2 separate regions of the Homo sapiens genome follow, and region 2 is linked to region 1. A link is an interaction called in ENCODE POLR2A ChIA-PET data of the cell type or tissue named here. Cell type or tissue: Panc1. All regions are shown on one strand. Each heading gives the region's core, and the rest is flanking DNA. Links, peaks and the distances in the headings are about the cores only.

Region 1 (10,905 bases), core at 4,390-6,889:
CTAGGGAAGGAAAGGAAGGGCAAGGACTGATATACCCACCATCTCCACACACACACACACACACACACACACACACACACACACACACACACACACACACACACACACACACACACACACACACACACACACACACACACAGCAGGCTGGACCTGAAGATTAGTCAGAGAGCACCTGTTCCTGCATGCCCAGGCGTTGGTCCCCCTCCCCTTCAAGCTGTGATCCTCCTAATCCCCTCCAGCTGTGGCATTCACCTCCAGCTGTGGCATTCACCTCCATCCAGCTGTTGCATCCTCCCCTCCCCCATTCACGTGTGGGTTTCTCCCTCCTCTTTCTCTCCATCTCCTCTGGCTCCCCTAACCCATCTCCCCCAGTCAGGCCCTCCAAAAACCTCCTCCCTTTCCCACAAACACTCCTCAAACTCATTGGCTTAAAAATAAACAAGAGTTGAGACTTGCTGGTAACCAAGGCCTTGACTGAGAGGAGGGAAGAGTCAAGGCTCTGTAGACAGTGGGAGGAAACAGTGAGGTGTCCCTTAGAATTAAGGGAGGAGTCCTACCTTGTAGATGCTCATCTGCTGCCTTTTTCAGAGGAGCGTAGGTGAGTGGCCTCCAATCAGAAGGGAGTGCACATGAGGTCTCCTCACCCCACCCAGAGTCGTCTCAAGCCACAGTCAGTGCATCCCTCTAAACACATTTCCCTTGCAGTTCTCAAGGTGGACTCCATTGCTCTAGGAGCTCTGAGTTTCAGCCAGAGGGTCCTACCAAGCTAAGGCTAACAGAAAGGATTTAGGAAGGATAGGACTCAAGTGCCCCCTGAGCCTTCCTGTCCAGACACTGAAGTTTCTCTGAGCTTTAGGGCCCCACTCCCTCCTATCTCACACTTACAGGTGAAAAAAAGTGTGTCCCCTCAAGCGTATCATTCATCCACTCACTCCCATTGTCAACTGGGGTAATGTTAGGAAAACCCCAGCTCTCAACATGGAGACACCAGCTAAATATCCATCCCAGTTATGGACAGAGGAGGCAAGAAGTTAGACATGGCTCAGGATTTCCTAGGCTTCCTTATAGCTGAAGAGGGCAGAACCCTTCTAAAAACCAATTGCTTTTCCCCTCGTGGTGACACTGTGGTAGGATCAGGCTTTTCTAGGAAGAGGACTCTTGGTTCTACCACTCACAGCCCGGACTCTCGTAATGCACAGTCCTCCCTCTCCCCTGCCTGGATCTGGAGAGAAAGAAGGAATCAACCCTGTAAGAAGTCCTTGCTAGGGTGGACTGGAGATCACCCCTACATTCAGGTCCTCAGCCCTACACCAGTCAAGCCCTGGGACCCCCAGCTGCCATGCTTCTTCCAGTGAGGTGGAAATGTCTGCCCCTCACGCCAGCCACTCATGCATTCACTCACACTGTTGACTGAGGTGATGCTGGGAAGAAGGAGGATACTGTTGAGATGATGCCAGCAGGGGACATAGGGGCTTCATGAGGGCCTGGCCACAGAGACTGGTCTGTCTGGTTCATTGGCTCCCAGAAGGACTGGGGTCATATGTGTGCGTGGAGAAGGTGAGGAGACTGTGACAGTGACCAGATTCCAGAGGAGGCTAAAGATCATTCAGGATAGAGCCCTTGCCCTTTGGTTTCTTCATTCTTTGGTCTTTTTTTTCCCTCTTGTTTCTCCACCTCCCTTTCCACCCATACCCTCCCTACTGGCACTTGCTTTGAGAGAGAGAACAAGGGAAAGAAGGGAAGGGAATCACATTCATAAAAAACTTACAAGTGTGTGTTAGGCACTTTCCATATGGCTAATGCTTATAGAGAGCTTCCTGTGTGCCAGGTCCTGGGCCAAGAACTTTATTTTGATTTTCTTAATCATGCCCGTAACAAGACCAAGTGAGATAGTGTTATCATCATCTCTGATGGAGGAGAAAACTGAAACTTAAGTAATTTGTTTAAAGTAAAAAAGTTAGTATGTGGCAAGAGGTAGGATTTGAACCCAGGTCTGTGTAACCCAGAACCTGTGTTCTTACCCACCACATTATGTACTGCATTGCCACTGTGGGACATAGGTACCACTGTCCCCGTTTAGCAATGAAGAAACTGAGGTTTGTTGAAAAGTCTCAGGCCAGGTCACCCAACTGGCCAGGAGCAGAGACAAGACCTCAGGAAGCCACTCTGATTTTGAGGCCTGTGTTCTCTCCTCTACCACCTACCCTCTCCCTATTGCACAACTGTCCTAATAAGCTAAGTGAAGGAATGCATGAGCAGTCCATCAATCTTATTTTCTCTTTTACAATTTAAATTTTATGTCTTACTTTAAAAGCAATTCAAAGTTGTTACTGAAATACTAGGAATATACGTAAACCCAAAGGAGAAAATTAAAACACTCACAATTCCACCTACCTAGAAACTGTTGTTATACTTTGGTATTTATTCTTCCAGATTTTTAAAAATGCCCATCCCGTTGAGGAACTATATTTGTTAACATCCGCTGAACTTCTTCCTGGTCTATCTGAGGTCCTAGGTAGGAGGGACTCCTGAGGCCCATCCTACCCTGCTCTTGCCCTCCCCTTCCCCGAGGCCTCCATGGGTAAGGCTGAGGGGTGATCCAGGGCCACGTGATCAAAGGGAGGATCTTAGCAGTACAGCTGCTTAAGAGAGCAGATTCCAGAGACAACTGGCCAGGGAGTGAGGATGGGGTGCAGAAAATCAGGCCATCCCCCTTAGTCCAGAGGAGACAGAATGGCAGGATTTACAGAGGAGGGACTGGTGATCTGGTAGAGGAATGACTGGGGACTCCAGCACAATCACTAGCACTGTGACCTGGTTCTACTGGAACCTGAAATCACAGTTTATCCTGGGAAAGCAGAAGGTCAGAGACCAAGTCTTCAGCCTCTCCAGGATCCACAAAGACCTGGTGTCCAGCCAACCAGGAAGACAAAGCAAGGAGGAAACATGCTGCTCCCTGCACCCCCTCTATCACCCTACTTAACCTTCACTACCCCCAGCAGGGTGGGTTGGGCACCACAGAGAGATTACATTCCTTAAACTAAGTGGTGGCAAAACTGGGATTCTAGCTCTGATCTCTCCAAATCTGAAGCTGATTCTTTTTTCCTAAATAGTACTGTCCCTCCCTTCCCTGAACCCCTTCACTGCCCACCCCACTGGAAGTGTGGCAGCTAGGGGTCTCAGGGCTTGATTTACCAATCAAAGACCCGAATTTAGGGGTGATCTCCAGTTTTCCCCCAAGTTCTCAGGGGAACTCATTTCTCCCTCATGAGGGCACTAAGAAAAGCAATAGTTCTTTTCCTCTTGGGATCCTGGGGCCAGGACTGCGGATCCTGAAAAATGGAAAATAAAAACAAGCTGCAGGGCACAGTGGTTCACACCTGTAATGCCAGCATTTTGGGAGACCTAGACTGGTGGATCATTTGAGCCCAGGAGTTTGGAACCAGCCTGGGCAACAGAATGAGACATGGTCTCTACAATTTTTTTTTTTTTTTTTTTTTTTTTTTGAGATGGAGTCTCGCTCTGTTGCCCAGGCTAGAGTGCAGTGGCGGCGGACTACAGGTGCGCCCACCACTACGCCTGGCAAATTTTTTGTATTTTTGGTAGAAACGGGGTTTCACCATGTTAGCCAGGATGGTCTCCATTGCTGGGATTACAGGCGTGAGCAACTGCGCCTGGCCTTTTTTTTTTTTTTTTTTTTTTTTTTTTGGAGACAGAGTATTGCTCTGTCGCCTAGGCTGGAGTGCAGTGGCTCCATCTCGGCTCACTGCAGGCTCCGCCCCCTGGGTTCACGCCATTCTCCTGCCTCAGCCTCCCGAGTAGCTGGGACTACAGGCGTCCGCCACCACGCCCAGCTAATTTTTTGTATTTTTAGTAGAGACGGGGTTTCCCCATGGTAGCCAGGATGGTCTCCATCTCCTGACCTCATGATCCGCCCGCCTGGGCCTCCCAAAGTGCTGGGACTACAGACGTGAGCCACTGTGCTCGGCCTTTTTTTAATTTAGTCTGGTGTGGTGGTGAGTGCCTGTAGTCCCAGCTACTCAGGAGGCTGAAGGGGGAGGATCACTTGAGCCCAGGAGGTTGAGGCTGCAGGCAGTGAGCCGTGATCATCCCACTGCACTCCAGCCTGGGCAACAAAGCGAGACCCTGTTTCAAAAACAATACGAGCTGCAGCCAAGGGGACAGGAGGCATGGCCACGATTGATCAGAGACCTTTATCCTCTCAGGGTTTCAAAGCTTGCAGAGGTGGAATTAGGACTCCAAAGTCTTGGGTCTCCTTTCCCTTTGAAGACTCCCCTTCCTACCCCCACTCACGAGAGAAAGGGAATCATTCTCCTTTTCCTGAGTAAAAAAATGAGGTCTCAGACAGTGGAGAGCACTCAGTGTGAGAGCCCAAGATTTAGGCAGATGACCTGGCCTCTGAACTGAGCCCCTAAGACCACCAAACAGCTTAGCATTGACATTCTGCTGTTATACAAGAAGGAGCTAGAGAGAATTCAGAGAGTTTACCTGCCACAGGCTTCCAAAATCTCAGGCCAGAGAACCTAGAAGGTGGGATAGATGGGGGGTGACTTCCTACCCCACTCTACCCTGTAGCCTCCTTATGGAGTCACTTTGGGGCCACCAGCAAAGCACTGAATTAGGGCCTGTTGGGTGTCCAAAGAGCCTCCTCCCCTGGCACATGTATGGCTTAGAGATCATTCTGTCCCCTCACCCAATGTGAGGCAGAAGCACCATCAACACTTGGTAGATATGGTTGACAGTGAGTGACAGAGAGACCCACCCTCCTGTCACATTGCTGCCCTTCCCCCATGCTCTGCATAATTGATAACGGAGAGACAGCTACCCTCCCCCAGGGTGACTGAACGTCTGGGCCAGGGGCTCCTAGCCATCCTAGACGCCCCTCCAAAGCTCTGGCGCCAAGGCCCAGCCAGGGGGCAGTGGGACACAGCTGGCAGGTCAGAAATAAAGGAAACAAAAAGGGGTATGTGTGTGTGTGTTGGGAGAGAGGAATCTCCACTTTACTATAGCTCCCAGGGGCAGCAGCTTTCCCTCACTCCAGGTCAATGTGGAAGAGCCGTCAACTAGCCTGAGATCTTTCCCTTGGTCCCATCTCCTACTTCTTCAGCTATCCCCACTACCGTAAAAGACAAACAGGTGAAATGGCTTCTCTCCTTCTCTCCCCAGCTGCTGGCCCTGGATACCAGAAGGGCCTCTGGGGAAGCCTGGTGAACTGGAGGGAGGCTCGGCTGGCTGCAAGTGTCTCTGAGCATGTCACCCTTTCTATGCCTAAACCACCTAGTCGTCAAACAACCAGATGACGGCTGAAAAATTCCTTTAAAAAGCCAGGTGCTGTGCCTACTCAAAGCTCGGCTTCTAGACAGAAAAGGAGATGGGTGTTCTCCGTGTTTCTCACTCCCCTTTCATCTCCATTTTCTCAGGGTCCTCTGCTTTTCCAAACAGCTTTTCAAGCCATCCTTCTCGGGGTTGACTCCGCTTGACGCTGCTCCGGTGTCTGTATATGTCTCAGCTCCTTCCTCCTTCCTAGCTGTACCTTTCGCCTTTTCTGTGCCCTGTCTCCCTTTCTCTCATTTCCTGCTTTCCTTCCCTGTGGTACTGCACCCCCAATGCCAACCCCACAAGTCCCCTCCTGCCAACACCAGACGCCTCAGCCGAAGATCTCTCTGCATGCGGGGGCAGGGGAAGGAAGGGAACACAGATGGGGCAGACCGCTGGGTGGGGGTCCGCACCTAAGATCCTCGCAGCCATCCCGGCAACCAGCCACCTGGGCCGGCCCAGGTCAGGGGCGGGGCCCAGGCACAGCCCCGCCCCCACGTCGCGCTCACGTGATCCGGGGCTAATCTTGTCCTGGTGACTTCACGCGCCGCCTCAGGCCCAGTCGTCATGGTTACGCCGCAGCGCCCAGCGCTTCCCCCAGCCGGCCGTGTCCCTTCCCTTTCCCCACCCGGACCACCCCCTTCCGCCGCCGCGGCCCCCGCCCCAGCCACGCGCCACGTGACGGCCGGGAAGGAGGTCGGGAAGGGGGAGGGGGCGCTGTGGCCGTAACCCCTTCCTCCCCACTTTCAGCGGTCCTGACTTGGGCTTCGTCCTTCCATTGCTGGTGACCAAGCTGTCCAGGGCACGGCCCCGGCTCCTCCCCGAGGGCTCCAATCCCGCCATCCCTCCCTCCTGGCCTGCCAGGCGAGAGCGTCCCAGAGTCTTGGGCCTTGTTTCTGGGTGGTCCAGAAGCGAAGCCCGGGGTTGCGGCGGAGTGGGAGGTGGTGGGGGCGGGGAGGGAGGTTGGGGGGCAGGCAAAATCCCTTGGGTCCTCCAGACGAAATTCTCCCATATGTTGGCACTTTGCTTGGTCTGTGTTTGTCTGTAATTTGCATTGCAACCTACACCTTACCTCTTGAAGCCACAAATAACGCGTGGGATATGTTGGGGATTTGGAAGCTGAACTTTAGTGTGATTTGTGCTTTCTGGGCCTCAGTTCTCTCAAGAATATAATGGGACCAGTAGTACCTCCTTCACCTGGCTCTTCTGAGGATTCAGGGAGCTAGTTTTGTGTGTGTGTTTGCGCGCGCGCGCGCGCGCAGAGAGAGTGTGCGGGGCTTAAGGCGATCCTCCGGGGTGAGTAGAGCAGTGGTTCCACCTTACCGAGCACCTTCTGCGTGCCAGGTGCTGTTGCAAGCCATGGTTCCCTTGTGATGCGAAGTCATCTCTCTAAAGGCTGTCCAGGCTCTCAAAGGAGCCAGACGCCCGACTACATTGTCCGTCCAGTATAATGGGAACCATGATAGAGGACGCATAGTGGGGCTGTGTCAGCCCAGAAGGCGCATTAACCTAGAGCGGATCAGGAAAGAAGGACGTCCAGGATAAAGTGACACCTGGATAGAGATGAGAAGCGCCTTCCAGGCTGGGGGTGAAGCTTGAGCTTCTTTTTCTTCTTCTTCTTTTTTTTTTTTTTTTTGAAACAGAGTCTTGCTCTGTCACCCAGGCTAGAGTGCAGTGGCACAATCTCGGCTCACTGCAACCTCCACCTCCTGGGCTCAAGCGATTCTCCCACCTTAGCCTCTCAAGTAGCTGGGACCACAGGCATGCGCCACCACGCCCAGCTAATTTTTTGTATTTGTAGCAGAGACAGGCTCTCCCCATGTTCCCCAGGCTGGTCTCAAACTCCCGAGCTCAAGCGATCCGCCCACCTCGGCTTCCCAGAGTGCTGGGATTACAGGCGTGAGCCACTGCGCCCAGCAGAGCTTGAGCTTCTTAATAGCTATGGCCCTGTGGGCAGATTATTTAATACCTCTATGCCTGCCGGGCGCGGTGGCTCACGCCTGTAATCCCAGCACTTTGGGAGGCCGAGATGGGCGGATCATGAGGTCAGGAGATCGAGACTATCCTGGCTAACACGGTGAAACCCGGTCTCTACTAAACACAGAAAAAATTAGCCGGGCGTCGTGGCGGGCGCCTGTAGTCCCAGCTACTCGGGAGGCCGAGGCAGGAGAATGGTGTGAACCCGGAAGGCAGAGCTTGCAGTGAGCGGAGATCGTGCCACTGAGCTCCAGCCTGGGTGACAGTGCAAGACTCCATCTCAAAAAAAAAAAAAACCTCTATGCCTTAGTCTGTAAAACGGGGCTAATAATGCCCAGCTTACAGTTTTGAGGATTAAATATGCAAAGTGCTAATGCACCTTTACCAGAAGCTAACATACTTAGTAAGCCTGTTTTTCTTTTCTTTTCTTTTTTTTTTTTTTTTTTGAGACAGAGTCTCACTCTGTCGCCCAGGCTGGAGTGCAATGGCGTGATCTTGGCTCACTGCAACTTCCGCCTCCCGGGTTCAAGTGATTCTCCTGCTTCAGCCTCCCGAGTAGCTGGGACTACAGGCGACCGCCGCCCCACCTGGCTAATTTTTTGTATTTTAGTAGAGACGGGGTTGCACCGTGTTGCCCAGGCTGGTCTCGAACTCCTGAGCTCAAGCAATCCTCCTGTCTCAGCCTCCGAAAGTGCTAGATTACAGGCGTGAGCCACTACGCCCAGCCGTAAGCCTTCCTTAAGTTAGCCATTATCATTGGGTGTCCTGGTTCAAAAACCCGACGTGGCCAAGTTTGTTGGTGGGGGTGGTTGTTTTTTCTTTTGTGACAAGGTCTCGCTCTGTCGCTCAGGCTGCAGTTCAGTGGTGCAATCACTGCTCACTGCAGCTTCACCCTCCCAGGCTCAAGGTATCCTCCCACCTCAGACTCCTGAGTAGCTGGAACTAAAGGTGCACATCACCACACTCAGCTAATTTTTTTTTTTTTTTTGAGATGGAGTCTCACTCTGTTGCCCAGGCTGGAGTGCAGTGGTGCGATCTCGGCTCACTGCTCAACCTCCACCTCCCATGTTCATGCCATTCTTCTGCCTCAGCCTCCCGAGTAGCTGGGACTACAGGCGCCTGCCACCACACACGGCTAATTTTTTGTATTTTTTAGTAGACAGGGTTTCACCGTGTTAGCCAGCATGGTCTCGATCTCCTGACCTCGTGATCCGCCCGCCTCGGCCTCCCAGAGTGCTGGGATTACAGGCATGAGCCACTGTGCCTGGCCGGCTAATTTTTATATTTTTGTAGAGATGGCTTTTCACCATGTTGCCCAGACTGGTCTTGAACTTCCAGGCTTCAGTGATCCACCTGCCTTGGCCCCTCAAATTTCTGGGATTAAAGGTGTGAGCCACCATGCCTGGCCCAATCTGTTTTTTGTTGTTGTTGAGACACAGTCTTGTTCTGTCACCCAGGCTGGAGTACAGTGGCGTGATCTCGGCTCACTGCAACCTCCTCCTCCCAGATTCAAGCAATTCTCGTGCCTCAGCCTCCTGAGTAGCTGGGACTACAGGTGCCCACCACCACGGCCGGCTAATTTTGGAGATTTTTAGTAGAGACGGGGTTTCACCATGTTGGCCAGTCTGGTCTCAAACTCCTGACCTCAGGTGGTCCGCCTGCCTCAGCCTCCCAAAGTGTTGGTATTACAGGCATGAGCCACCACACCTGGCCCCCAATCTGTTTTAGAAAGATCCTTCTGAAGGAGCTGGGTGGAGAATTGGGGTTAGGGAGGGCACTTGGAGACCAGCTGTCCTGGGCCAGGTGAGGACAGCTAATGAGGGTTGAACTAAGGCAGTAACAGTGGGACTGGAAAATAGCATGCACTGGGTTAGAGCTTTACAAATCTAGGGTGCTTGTTAAATATGCTGATTCCAGGCCTACCACCCTCACCCCCCAGGAAAAAGTCTTCAAGGGAAAGGCCTGGTAATTATTACAAGAACTATCAGAGTTTCCCAAGCCTCCTTGTGTGCCTGTGTAATCATCTACTGAACCCTTCTAGATGTAGAGATTCCTGCCACTCCTCCCCCACTGCAATTCAGAATGTATGGCAATCATTTCCAGACTAACCCAGGGGCTCATGGAAGGACCCTGCTAGCTATGAGGAACAATTAGAGGGATGCTTGTTCTTGGGAATCTTCAAATCTCAGGATCTGGTAACTGACAAGTGTGGAGTGAGTTGGGAGACCAGCATGGCGCCTGGGGCCAAGTTCTGGACAAGTCTGGTGTAGGATTAAGGGTTTGCTGTGCCTTAGTGACAGCCAGTTTATTCCTTTGTATAGCTGAGGCTCAACTACAGCTCGCCTGAGGTCACATAGCCATTATGTGGCAGAAGCAAGTCAGGATTCAGGGTTTTTGTTTGTTTGTTTGTTTTTTGAGACGGGGTTTGGCTACTTCGCCCAGGCTGGGATTCAGTGGCTTACTGCAACCTCCGCCACCTGGGCTCAAGCAATCATCTCACCTCAGCCTCCAGAGGAGCTGGGACCACAGTCACAGGATCACCATGCCCAGCTTTGTTGTTTTTTGTTTGTTTGTTTGTTTCTATTTTTGGTAGAGACAGGGTTTTGCCATGTTGCCCAGGCTGGTCTCAAACTTTTTTTTTTTTTTTTTTTTTTGAGACAGAGTTTCACTCTGTCGCCCAAGGCTGGAGTGCAGTGGTGTGATCTTGGCTTACTGCAACCTCACCTCTGGGGTTCAAGTGATTCTCCTGCCTCAGCCTCCCGAGTAGCTGGGATTACAGGCATCCACCACCACGCCCAGCTAATTTTTTCTTTTTAAGTAGAGACAGGGTTTCGCCATGTTGGCCAGGCTGGTCTCAAACTCCTGACCTCAAGCGATCCACCCACCTCAGCCTCCCAAAGTGCTAGGATTACAGGCGTGAGCCACTGCGCCCAGCCAAGGTCTCAAACTCTTGAGCTCAAGTGATCCACCTGCCTCAGCCTCCCAAAGTGTTGAGATTACAGGCATGAGCCAACACACCGTGCCAGATTCAGGTTTTTTAATGGTTGCTTTTTATTTATTTATATATTTTTTTAGACAGAGTTTCGCTCTTGTTGCCCAGGCTGGAGTGCAGTGGCATGATCTTGGCTCACCAAAACCTCAGCCTCCCGGGTTTAAGCAATTCTTCTGCCTCAGCCTCCCAAGTAGCTGGGATTACAGGCATGTGCCACCACGCCTAGCTAATTTTGTATTTTTAGTAGAGACGGGGTTTCTCCATGTTGACCAGACTGGTCTCGAATTCCTGACCTCAGGTGATCCGCCCGCCTCGGCCTCTGAAAGTGCTGAGATTACAGGTGTGAGCCACTGCACCCGGCCTAATGGTTGCTTTTTAAATAGCACCCAGCTATGAACTGGGACACATCTCCATTGCCTGGAAAGTTTGGGGAGCAGAGGATGGGGCAATGGAGAAGAGGAAAGAGAAGACAAGACCTTGTTTGACCCCTGGGAGAGCCGCTGGACTGAAGGGAGGGCCAAGGGGGATGAAGCAGTGGCCTTCTGTGACAGTGTCTGCATCCCCATTGGCTGCTTCTGCCTTTTTCCCCACCTGTGC
Region 2 (10,905 bases), core at 4,971-7,470, 250 kb after region 1:
TCAGAGCTGTGAAGCATGGCTGGGAAAGCCCTAAATGTGGGGACTGCGCCAGCAGAGAACTACAGGGGATAAAGGGTGGCCTGGGTGGAGAGGAGAGAGAGCTGGGATCTGTGTGTGGGGAGCCAAAGAGGAAGTCCTGGCTTTCAGGGCAGGTGGGGAGGAAGCTCTGGGAGTTACTGGAAACCATGCTTACCAGAGGAACATCATTTAAAACTCTTTTATTATGGAAATGTTCAAACATACACAAAGGTAGAGAGCATAGTTCTATGAACTTCCATATTCTTTTTTTTTTTGAGACAGGATCTTGCTCTGTCACCCAGGCTGGAGTGCAATGGTGTGATCTCAGCTCACTGCAACCTCCATCTCCCGGGTTCAAGCGATTCTGCCTCAGCCTCCCAAGTAGCTGGGATTACAGGTGCACGCCACCACGCCTGGCTAATTTTTTGTAATTTTAGTAGAGATGGGGTTTCGCCATGTTGGCCAGGCTGGTCTCAATCTCCTGACTTCAGGGGATCCACCCACCTCGGCCTCCCAAAATGTTGGGATTACAGGTATGAGCCATTGCACCCAGCCAGAACTTACATATTCTTTTTTTTTTTTTTTTTTTGAGACAGAGTCTTGCTCCGTTACCCAGGCTGGAGTGCAGTGGTGTGATCTCGGCTCACTGCAAGCTCTGCCTCCCCGGTTCACACCATTCTCCTGGCTCAGCTTCCTGAGTAGCTGGGACTACAGGCGCCTGCCACCACGCCCGGCTAATTTTTTGTATTTTTAGTAGAGACGGGGTTTCACCGTGTTAGCCAGAATGGTCTCGATCTCCTGACCGTGTGAGCCACCCGCCTCGGCCTCCCAAAGTGCTGGGATTACAGGCGTGAGCCACTGCGCCCGGCCCAGAACTTCCATATTCTTAATTCAACAATTACTGATTATTGTCACTCCTTTCTTTCTGTCCTTTTTTCCTTTTCTTTTTTTTTTTTGAGATGGAGTCTTGCCCTGTTGCCCAGGCTGGAGTGCAATGGCGCGATCTCGGCTCACTGCAACCTCCGCCTCCCGGATTCAAGCGATTCTCTTGCCTCAGCCTCCCAAGTAGCTGAGATTACAGGCGTGCACCTCCACGCCCAGCTAATTTTTGTATTTTTAGTAGAGATGGGATTTCACGATGTTGGCCAGGCTGGTCTTGAACTCCTGACCTCATGATCCACCCGCCTCGGCCTCCCAAAGTGCTGGGATTACAGGCGTGAGCCACCGCACCCGGCTCCTTTCTGTCCTTTTATCTCTGCTGAAATATTTAAAATTAAATAGGTCACTTCACTCCATACTTCAGCATACATCTCTAGGAAATAACGACCTTCTCTTCTATAACCCAAGAGCCATTTTTATATCTAACAAAATTAGCACTGCTTCCTTGTTATCATGAATACCCAGTCCATAATTACATATCCCCAACTGTCTTTACAGTTGAGTTGTTCAAATTAGGAACCAAACAAGGTCCATATGTTCCATGTAATAGTTGTCTTCTTAAGTCCCTTCTCATTTTTTTCCCCCAGCCATTCACTAGTTGACGAAATGGGGTCAGATTTCCTTTAGAATGTCCCACATTCTGGGGGTGTTTACCTGCTTCCTTATTGTGTCATTTTATTTGTTCCTCCATTCCCTGTATTTCCTGTTAAATGGAAGTCAGCACTAGAGGTTTGATTAGGTTTATGTTCAATTTTGTTTCTTTGGCAAGATTCCTTCATAGGTGGTGATGAGTGCTTCAGATTGCATCACATCAGGAGGTACACAGTGCCTGGTTGTGTCACTTTTAGTGAAGCTAAGATTCATCCGTGGGTTAGGTTGTGGCAGCTCAATTTCCCATTGTAAAATTCTCCATCACCCATCATCTTTGTTTTCATCCATTAGGCGAGTCTTGCTTTGATCAGTTACTTCATTAGGAGTTACAAAATGGTGATTTTTCTAATTCCGTATTCCTTCCACATTAGCTGGAATTATTCTGTAAATAAGAAGTTGTCTTCACCAATTAGAGCTATTTGGCTATCCTGAAATATAGTTTATACATGCAGGCAGCATAAGTGCTTAATTCTTTTTTTTTTTTTTTCTTTTTCTTGATACGGAGTCTGACTTTGTTGCCCAGGCTGGAGTGCAGTGGCGTGATCTCGGCTAACTGCAGCCTCTGCCTCCTGGGTTCTAGTGATTCTCCTGCCTCAGCCTCCCAAGTAGCTGGGATTACAGCCATACGCCACAATGCCTGGCTAATTTGTGTATTTTTAATAGTGATGGGGTTTCACCATGTTGGCCAGGCTGGTCTCAAACTCCTGACCTCAAGTGATCCACCCACTTCAGCCTCCCAAAGTGCTGGGATTACAGGCATGAGCCACTGCACCCAGCCATTTCTTTTTATTTTTTTAATTGCCAACTTCCAGAATAAGAATTTGGGAGAAGCATCATTAAAAAAGAAAGACAAAAAAGACAGAAAAGAGGCTTGGGCTTAAAGCTGAGCAGGAATGAATAGCCTGGATAGTGAGTGGGGAAAGGAGGGGCTATTCTGGTAGACATGTCTACCCCGGCTCACTCCAGGGCATGGACTGTGTTTCCATGACAGACACTGGTGGAGAGCTCAGTGTTCTGGCCCTTGGGCAGCAATGACAAAGACATGAGACAGGCATAGTGTGCTCTATTGTGCAGGACCCAGAGAGATAGGGAGATGGGGGGATGGGGCAGCATAAAAGCAAACCAGATATGGGAAGGCAGAAAGAGAGATAGGAAGTGAAAAAGCAGCTAGACATAGAAGACAGAAAGAGAGACAAAGAAAGGGAAATAGAAATGGAAGAGATCAAGAATGAAATGTGGTCAGGTGCAGTGGCTTACACCTGTGATCCTAGCACTTTGGGAGGCTGAGGTGGGAGGATCGCTTGAGGCCAGAGGTTTGGGACCAGCCTGGGTAACATAGTGAGACCCTGTCTCTACAATAATTAAAAAAAAAATTATCCAGGAGTGGTGGTGCGTGCCTGTAGTCCGGGATCGCTTGAGCCTGGGAGTTAGAAACTTCAGTGAGCTCTGATTGCACCACCGCATTCCAGCCTGGGCAACAGAGCGAGCCCTGTCTCAAAAAACCAAACAACAACAAAAAACTAACAACAAAACCCAAAAAGAATGAAATGCACCCAGAAGCAGAACAGGACAGAAAAGCAGAGAGATATGAGGGAAAAGGAAAGACCAAGGAAGAAAATAGGCATGAAGACAAGGATTGAGACAAGAGAAGGGGGAAGAAAAACACATATGCTAATTTTTTTAACCTTTCCTATGGTGCTGAAGACATATGTTAAATTGATTTCAAATTAGATAGAGTAATAGAGGGATAGAGAGTGGGGAAAACAGATGTGGTGATACAATTAGGTGAAGGCAAAATGTCCCAGTGACAGAGAGTGAGGAGGAAACAGAAATGAAGAGAGTGAGGTAGAAAGACAGAAGGAAACACAAACAGCTATAAAGACAAGAACGAAAGGAGTCCTAGAGAAGGCAGCTAAGAAAAAGAAGCTTGGAACAGATTAGTACAGGAGCCAGAAAACTGGAGAGACGTGGAGTGGTGCTCAGGGGCTCTCAGCCTAGGAGCTCATCCCAGGCAGATACCAGAGTCTCCCACTTCCAGCTATCTCTTTTTTTTTTTTTTTAAGACAGAGTTTAGCTCTTGTTGCCCAAGCTGGAGTGCAACGGCGCGGTCTTGGCTCACTGCAACCTCCACCTCCCGGGTTCAAGCGATTTTCCTGCCTTAGCCTCCCTAGTAGCTGGAATTACAGGTGCGCGCCACCATGCCCAGCTAATTTTTTGTATTTTTAGTAGAGACGGGGTTTCACTATATTGGCCAGGCTGGTATCGAACTCCTGACCTCAGGCGATCCACTTGCCTCAGCCTCCCAAAGTGCTGGGATTACAGGCATGAGCCACCGAGCCTGGCTCTCAGCTATCTCTTGGTGGCTTGTCTCATCTCCCAGTCCCATCCCTGGGGACAGGAGACTTACAGCTACCTATGTGTGGATGCCATCCTTAGGAGCCTGAGTCAAGGGTTCCCAGCCTCCCTCATCCCTATGCCAGATGAGCCTGGATGTCACAGATGGGATCACTGCTGCAAGATTGAGGTCATGAGGCTGAGTGAGCTCTCAGAGATTTGAAAGACAAGACATCCAGGCAGAGGGTTCCTGGCTAGAAACAAAGGACCACAAAGGATGCCAAGGATTTCCAAGTGGAGGGAGGAACCAAATATCTTCCACTCAGCCTCTTCTTCTGGTCCAAAAGCCACTGACCCTCTCTGCCTGACTCAAGGTGAGAGGTCAGGGATTCAGAGACTCTTGGGTCAATCTTGGGTGTAGGTCAGAGGGAGAAGAAGTGGCCTCTGGACCAGGATACTCCAGCTCCTCTAGAGGAAGAGTCCATTTATTCATGTGAACTGCAGAGGAGACTCCAATGGAGGCTCAGTGGAGAGGAAGAAATGACAACTTGCTCACCTTCAGGGGCCGTGGGGGAGGCTCTGAGAAGAACACCTTCCATTCCAGAGGTTGCAGAGGAAGAGGTTCTGGAACCAGCAGGAGCACATCCAGAAACTAACTTCAAAGCAGATTCCCCCTGCCACCTCTCCAGGACTGGGGAAAGCCAGCTGCCTCTACCTGCTTGAGGGAGGGGTCCAGCTGATCCCTCTCCCACTCCACCCAGCTCCTGCCTCCTTGCCAGGGCAGCAGTACGGAAGTGCTCCAGGAAACTGACAGTCTCCTGGTGGGCAACAGTCCACCTAAATGATCAGACAGCGCCCCCGAGAAGTGCGTTGTTGTCCCCTGAAGCAGCAGCTACAGCAGCCAAGGGAGCCTGGAGGTCCCCAGGCAGCCCCTTGGCCACAGCTACAGCTATCACTGCAGCCTAAACGGGAGCTCAAACAGGCAGCTCGGCTCATGGAGCAAGGGTAAACTGGGCAGGGTGAGGGGTGGCAGCAGGTCAAGGGTGGACCGGAGCATGAGACACAGGAGTTATGGGGACAAGTCAAGGGAGGACAGGCAGGGCAGCGGGGGCAAGAGCAGGTGCAGGGTGGGCCCGGGAGGCTGGGACAAGCGGGGCAGGGAGCTGCACTAGAGGGACAGGCAGTGCAGGAGCATGGGGGTGGGGGACAGCCATGGCAGGGGAAGGCACAGGCAGATGGGGGACAGGACAGACAAGGAGAGCCAGCAGGTGGACCATGCCTGGAGCAGGCAGGAGGCTCTTGGTGGGCAGGCTTCTTATTCCTAGGCCCCAAGCGTAGGCCCAGAGAGAAGTCCATTCAGCTGCAGTTGTGGCCAGGCTGGGGGCTGGGTGAAGGGGAGGACAGGGATGGAGTAGGAGGGGCGGACGGTGGGGGGCAGGATTAAACCTAAGACATGCTGAGCCTTGCTGATCCTGCAGGGAGCTCAGCCCTCCACATCCAGCCCTCCTTTTCCAGCCCTCCCCTTCCAGGCCGGCAAAGCTCTCCTACTACCCCTCTCCCCTGAAAATCCTCCAACAGCACCAGATCAGAACACTTTCTTCAAATATGACATGTACTCCCAGGCCTCCAGTCCTTTGTTCACACTGGTCCTTCTGCTCTGAGTGCCCCTGCTCCCTTCTTCACCTGGCGAGGCCCTGTCATTGCTGAAGTCTTCTCCTTTACTCAATCAAAAAGCATTTCTTGGCCAGGCACGGTGGCTCATGTCTGTAATCCCAGCACTTCGGGAGGCTGAGGTGGGCGGATCACCCGAGGTCAGGAGATCGAGACCAGCCTGACCAACATGGAGAAACCCTGTCTCTACTAAAAATACAAAACTGGCCGGGCGTGGTGGCACATGCCTGTAATCCCAGCTACTCGGGACGCTGAGGCAGGAGAATCGCTTGAACCCGAGAGGTGGAGGTTGCAGTGAGCTGAGATCATGCCATTGTACTCCAGCCTAGGCAACAAGAGCAAAACTTGGTCTCATAAAACCCCAAAAAACAAACAAACAAACAAAATATTTCTTGAGCTCTAGGCCCCTGATGCCTGAGTCTCTCCAACACTAACCTCCAGAGCTGCTGCTTCAGGGACCCCAAACAGCTCCCACAGGGGACTCAGGGAAGCAGCAGCAGGCAATAGCAGTGGCCACAGGAGGGCTCTGAAAGACGGAGTCTGGGATGTAGTTGGGAGCTGGCAGAGGAGGTGGGATGCCTGGGTTCTAGGAATTTCCAGAGAGAGCAAGTCCCAGGTGTGAGTGTGGGGGGTGCTCAACTGTCTCTGGGAGATTGACAACCAGCCTGGTCAACTATTATTTGAGACCTAGTATGCATCAGGCACTGGCCTTGGTAGTGGACAAGATAGTTAAGTTTCCTCTCTTATGGAGTTCCCATAAAAATGAGGAAGTGAGGGGTGGGGTGAGGTGGGGTGGAGACAAAAAGCAAACAGGTAAACATATAACTAAGCTTATTTCAGAGCATGAGAAAGGCTATTTTTTTTTTTTTTTTGAGACAGAGTCTCGCTCTGTCGCCCAGGCTGGAGTGCACTGGCACAGTCTTAGCTCACTGCAACCTCCACCTCCCGGGTTCACGCCATTCTCCTGCCTCAGCCTCCCGAGTAGCTGGGACTACAGGCACCTGCCACCATACCCGGCTAATTTTTTGTATTTTTAGTAGAGACAGGGTTTCACTGTGTTAGCCAGGATGGTCTCAATCTCCTGACCTTGTGATCCACGTGCCTCGGCCTCCCAAAGTGCTGGGATTACAGGCGTGAGCCACCGCACTCGGCCCGAGAAAGGCTATTCTTATCCCAGGGTGATGTGATAAAAAGTGACTCGGAGAGGTGACTCCATCAGAAGTGACAGTTAGACCAGCCCCCAATCAGGTATGACCACCCTTAAGGGCTTTGGGGGAGATGCAGTCTGTCAAACCCTGGCAGAGGAGGCAGAGCTGACCGAGGCTGAATGGAACCCGAGTGGCTGGGTTATGGAGAAAAATAAAGCTGAGAAAGGAATAAGGAAGGCTGGAGGTGGCAATCCAAAATTCAGTGGTCAGGGAAGGTGTCACTGAGCAAAGACCTGAAAGAAGTGAGAGCAAGTCATGGAATTATCTAGTGGGAGAACATTCCAGAGAGTGGGGACAGCAAGTGCCAGGAGCAAAGAGGAGAGTCATAGTGGCACAGGTCAGAGAGTAAGGCAGAGGTCCTACCATGCAGGGTCTTGTGAGACATGGCAGGGACTTGGATCTTATTCCAAGTAAAAAGGGAAAACCAGCCAGACGAGGTGGCTCCCACCTGTAGTCCCAGCACTCTGGGAGGCCGAGGGGAAGATTGCCTGAGCCCAGAAGCTCAAGACTAGCTTGGGCAATATAGTGAGACTGCATTCTCTACAAAAAATTTAAAAAATTATCCGACTTGGTGGCATGAGCCTGTAATCCCAGCTACTCGGCAGGCTGAGGCAAGAGGCAGAGGCTGCAGTGAGCCGAGATCACATCACTGCGCTCCAGCCTGGAGCACGGAGCAAGACCCTGTCTCAAAAAATAATAAAACTAGGCAGGGCGCGGTGGCTCATGCCTGTAATCCCAGCAGTTTGGGAGGCCGAGGCGGGCAGATCACAAGGTCAGGAGATCGAGACCATCCTGGCTAACACAGTGAAACCCCATCTCTACCAAAAATACAAAAAAATTAGCCGGGCGTGGTGGTGGGCTCCTGTAGTCCCAGCTACTCAGGAGGCTGAGGCAGGAGAATGGTGTGAACCCACGAGGTGGAGGTTGCAGTGAGCTGAGATTGTGCCACTGCACTCCAGCCTGGGCGACATAGTGAGACTCTGTCTCAAAAAAAAAAAAAAAAAAAAAAAAAAAAAAGATAATACTAAAACTAAAAATAAAGGCTGGCATGGTGGCTCACGCCTGTAATCCTAGTGCTTTGGGAGGCTAAGGTGAGCAGATAGGTTGAGCTCAGAAGTTCAAAACCAGCCTGGCCAACATGGCAAAACCTCCGTCTCTACAAAAAATACAAAAAATTAGTTGGGCGTGATGGCGCATGCTTGTAGTCCCAGCTACTTGGGGGGCTTAAGCAGGAGGATCACTTGAGTCTGGGAGGTCAAGGCTGCAGTGAGCTGTGTTTGGACCTCTGCACTCCTGCGTGGGTGACAAAGTGAGACTCTGTCTCGAAAATAAATAAATAATAAAAAATAAAAATAAGATAAATGGAAAACCTCTGAGGGTTTTATGCAAGAAATTGTGTGGGTCTTTTTGGCCCTGCGCCTGCTCCTGGTTAGAATGTTCTGCTTCGGCCAGGCGTGATGGCTCACGCCTGTAATCCCAGCGCTTTGGGAGGCTGAGGTGGGCAGATCACAAGGTCAGGAGATCGAGACCATCCTGGCTAACACGGTGAAACCCCGTCTCTACTAAAAATACAAAAAAATTAGCCGGGCGTGATGGTGGGTTCCTGTAGTCCCAGCTACTCAGGAGGCTGAGGCAGGAGAATGGTGTGAACCCAGGAGGTGGAGGTTGTAGTGAGCCGAGATCGTGCCACTGCACTCCAGCCTGGGCAACAGAGCAAGACTCTGTCTCAAAAATAAATAAATAAATAAATAAAAGAATGTTCTGCTTCTTGGCCGGGCACAGTGGCTCACGCCTGTAATCCCAGCACTTTGGGAGGCCGAGGCGGTTACAGTTAAATCACCTGAGGTCAGGAGTTCAAGACCAGCCTGACCAACATGGTGAAACCCCTGTCTGTACTAAAAATACAAAAATTAGCTGGGTGTGGTGGCGGGTGCTTGTAATCCCAGCTACTCAGGAGGCTGAGGCCGAATCACTTGAACCTGGGAGGCAGAGGTTGCAGTGAGCCGAGATGGCGCCATTGCACTCCAGCCTGGGCAACAAGAGCGAGACTCTGTCTCACAAAAAAGAAAAAGAAAAAAGTCCGGGCACGGTGGCTAATGCCTGTAATCCCAGCACTTTGGGAGGCCAAGGTGGGTGAATCACGAGGTCAGGAGTTCGAGACCAGCCTGGCCAACATGGTGAAACCCCGTCTCTACTAAAAATACAAAAAATTAGCTGGGTGTAGTGGCAGGCACCTGTAATCCCAGCTGCTTGGGAGGCTGAGGCAGGAGAATCGCTTGAACCCGGGAGGCGGAGTTTGCAGTGAGCCGAGATCACACCACTGCACTCCAGCCCTGGCAACAGAGTAAGACTCTCTCTAAAAGGAAAAAAAAAGAAAAAGAAAAAGAAAAAAGAAAAAAAATGTTCTGCTTCTTATATAATTGATACAGCCACTTTGGAAATCTATTTGGTGCTATCTGATAAAATTGAACCTGTATATACAGTTTAACTCTTAGTTCTATATCCTAGAAAAACTCCTGCATCTGTGTACTGGGAAACATGTACAAGAATGTTCATGGCTACATTGTTTATAACAGTCCAAACTAAAAACAACTCAAACATTCACCAACAGTAGAATGAAAAAAATAACTTGTGGTATATCCATGCAATGAATACTATGCAATAATAGGAAGACAGCTATGTGTAACAACTTGGATATAGTTCACAAGTTGAACAAAATAAGTAGGAAGCAAAAAGTAATAGAGTATCATTCCATTTATAGAAACTTCAAAAACAGGCAAAGTTGAGCAGTATTGTTTATGAAGGCATACACAGGTGCTAAAACTATAAAGAAAAACAAGTAATTTCTGTGTTTACGATTATTACAAACGTCAGGATTGTAGTTCGTTTTTAGGAGACTGAGGGAATTGTGAAAGGGATGCATGGGGAACTTCTGAAGTATAGGAAATACTCCAGTTTTTGACCTGGATGGCAATGAAGTAGGTATTGACTTTATTCCATTTATTCTGTATACTGTTCATAATATATTTATATACTCTGTACAGAAGGAGGAAATAAAAGTACCGCTTCTTTCTCAGCTCCGTGCCACCTTGTTCAGGTCATTATGCTGATGTTAGAGCACTTCCAAATGCTCGTCTTTCTCACCAGACCTCGAGGACAGTGATCTCTTTATTTCTGGTACCTGTCAGTACCTGGCACATAGCAGATACTCAGTGTTTGCTGAATTGGATTAAATTGAATTTCTCAAGTCTCTCATCCCATAGAGAGGTGGGCAGCTGCAAGAGAAGTGGAAGAACGCTGCTATAGTGAAGAGAGCTCAGGACCACCAAGATCTGGGTTCTCCTCTTAGCTGTGCCACTTCCTAGCTGTGCAATATTGAGCAAGTCACTTAACCTCTCCAGTTCTTACTCCCTGCTCTGTTAAGTGGGGATGAGATAATGTACATGTCTAGCACAATACATGGCACATAGTAGGTGCTCAATAAAAGATGGCTTCTCCACAGCCCCCTCCCCCAGCTCCACATCTTTTCTTCAAAGGAGTCCACCAGAAGGGGCAGCCAGACACCAAAGGGTGGGCTGGAGCACAGATGTAGTTTGGTCAAAGGCTGGCAGACAGGGAGATCTAACTGAAGCTGAATAGAACCCAGGCAGTTGGTGGGAGTTGGCAGGGGAAGCAGGATGCCTGGGTTCTGGGAGTTTCCATCCAGGGGAAGTCCCAGGTGTGGGTGTGGGGGTGCCAGGCTGGCCCCACCCAACACTCTGGCCCCAGGGGATGTGGGCACAGGGAGGAAAGTGGGTCACAGCAGGGCTGGGACTTAACCCCATTGGTTCCATGACCTCTTTGCTGGCTCTAGAGGAGGCACAGTCACAAAGAGGTCTGCTCCCTCTTTCAAGGGGCCCCCAATTCCTTTTCAAAAGGAAGAGACTTGGAACTTTTGTGTCTGGGTAGGAGGAATTGGAAGCTCTCCAGTGGACAGGGGAAAGAGAACCCCGTATCCCCTGGATGGAGATTCTGTGCAAAACAGACAGCTACATCCACCCACACACTGGCTGGCAGACACCTGTAGCACTCGCCTCACACACAC

What was found. ChIA-PET counts read pairs that join two places held together with the same protein. Peaks named below come from ENCODE experiments on the same cell type or tissue, not always from the same donor. Only the 100,000 strongest peaks of a DNase experiment are listed, where the experiment ranks them.
Region 2: POLR2A ChIA-PET joins it to region 1 with 5 read pairs; 5 of 35 experiments call an interaction of 5 or more read pairs at or near these places.

The regions. Positions count from the first base shown.
Region 1 is chr12:53,488,145-53,499,049 of GRCh38, reverse strand. The region is part of intron 1 of MAP3K12 (mitogen-activated protein kinase kinase kinase 12); the gene reads left to right. Among named protein-coding and RNA genes, the nearest start is that of MAP3K12, 5.9 kb to the left of the region's middle. RefSeq lists silencers at 2,451-2,745, 5,923-6,172. In Panc1, for the core only: no CTCF peak of the experiment used is centred there; a DNase peak (open chromatin) is centred at 5,869; H3K4me3 peaks cover 1,773 bases; H3K27ac peaks cover 2,260 bases.
Region 2 is chr12:53,236,316-53,247,220 of GRCh38, reverse strand. It overlaps LOC122455340, which reads right to left and starts at 5,321. Exons shown (of 1, transcript NM_001395962.1): 1 at 4,499-5,321. The coding sequence starts at 5,298. The coding sequence ends at 4,780. RefSeq lists an enhancer at 4,498-5,410. In Panc1, for the core only: no CTCF peak of the experiment used is centred there; no DNase peak of the experiment used is centred there.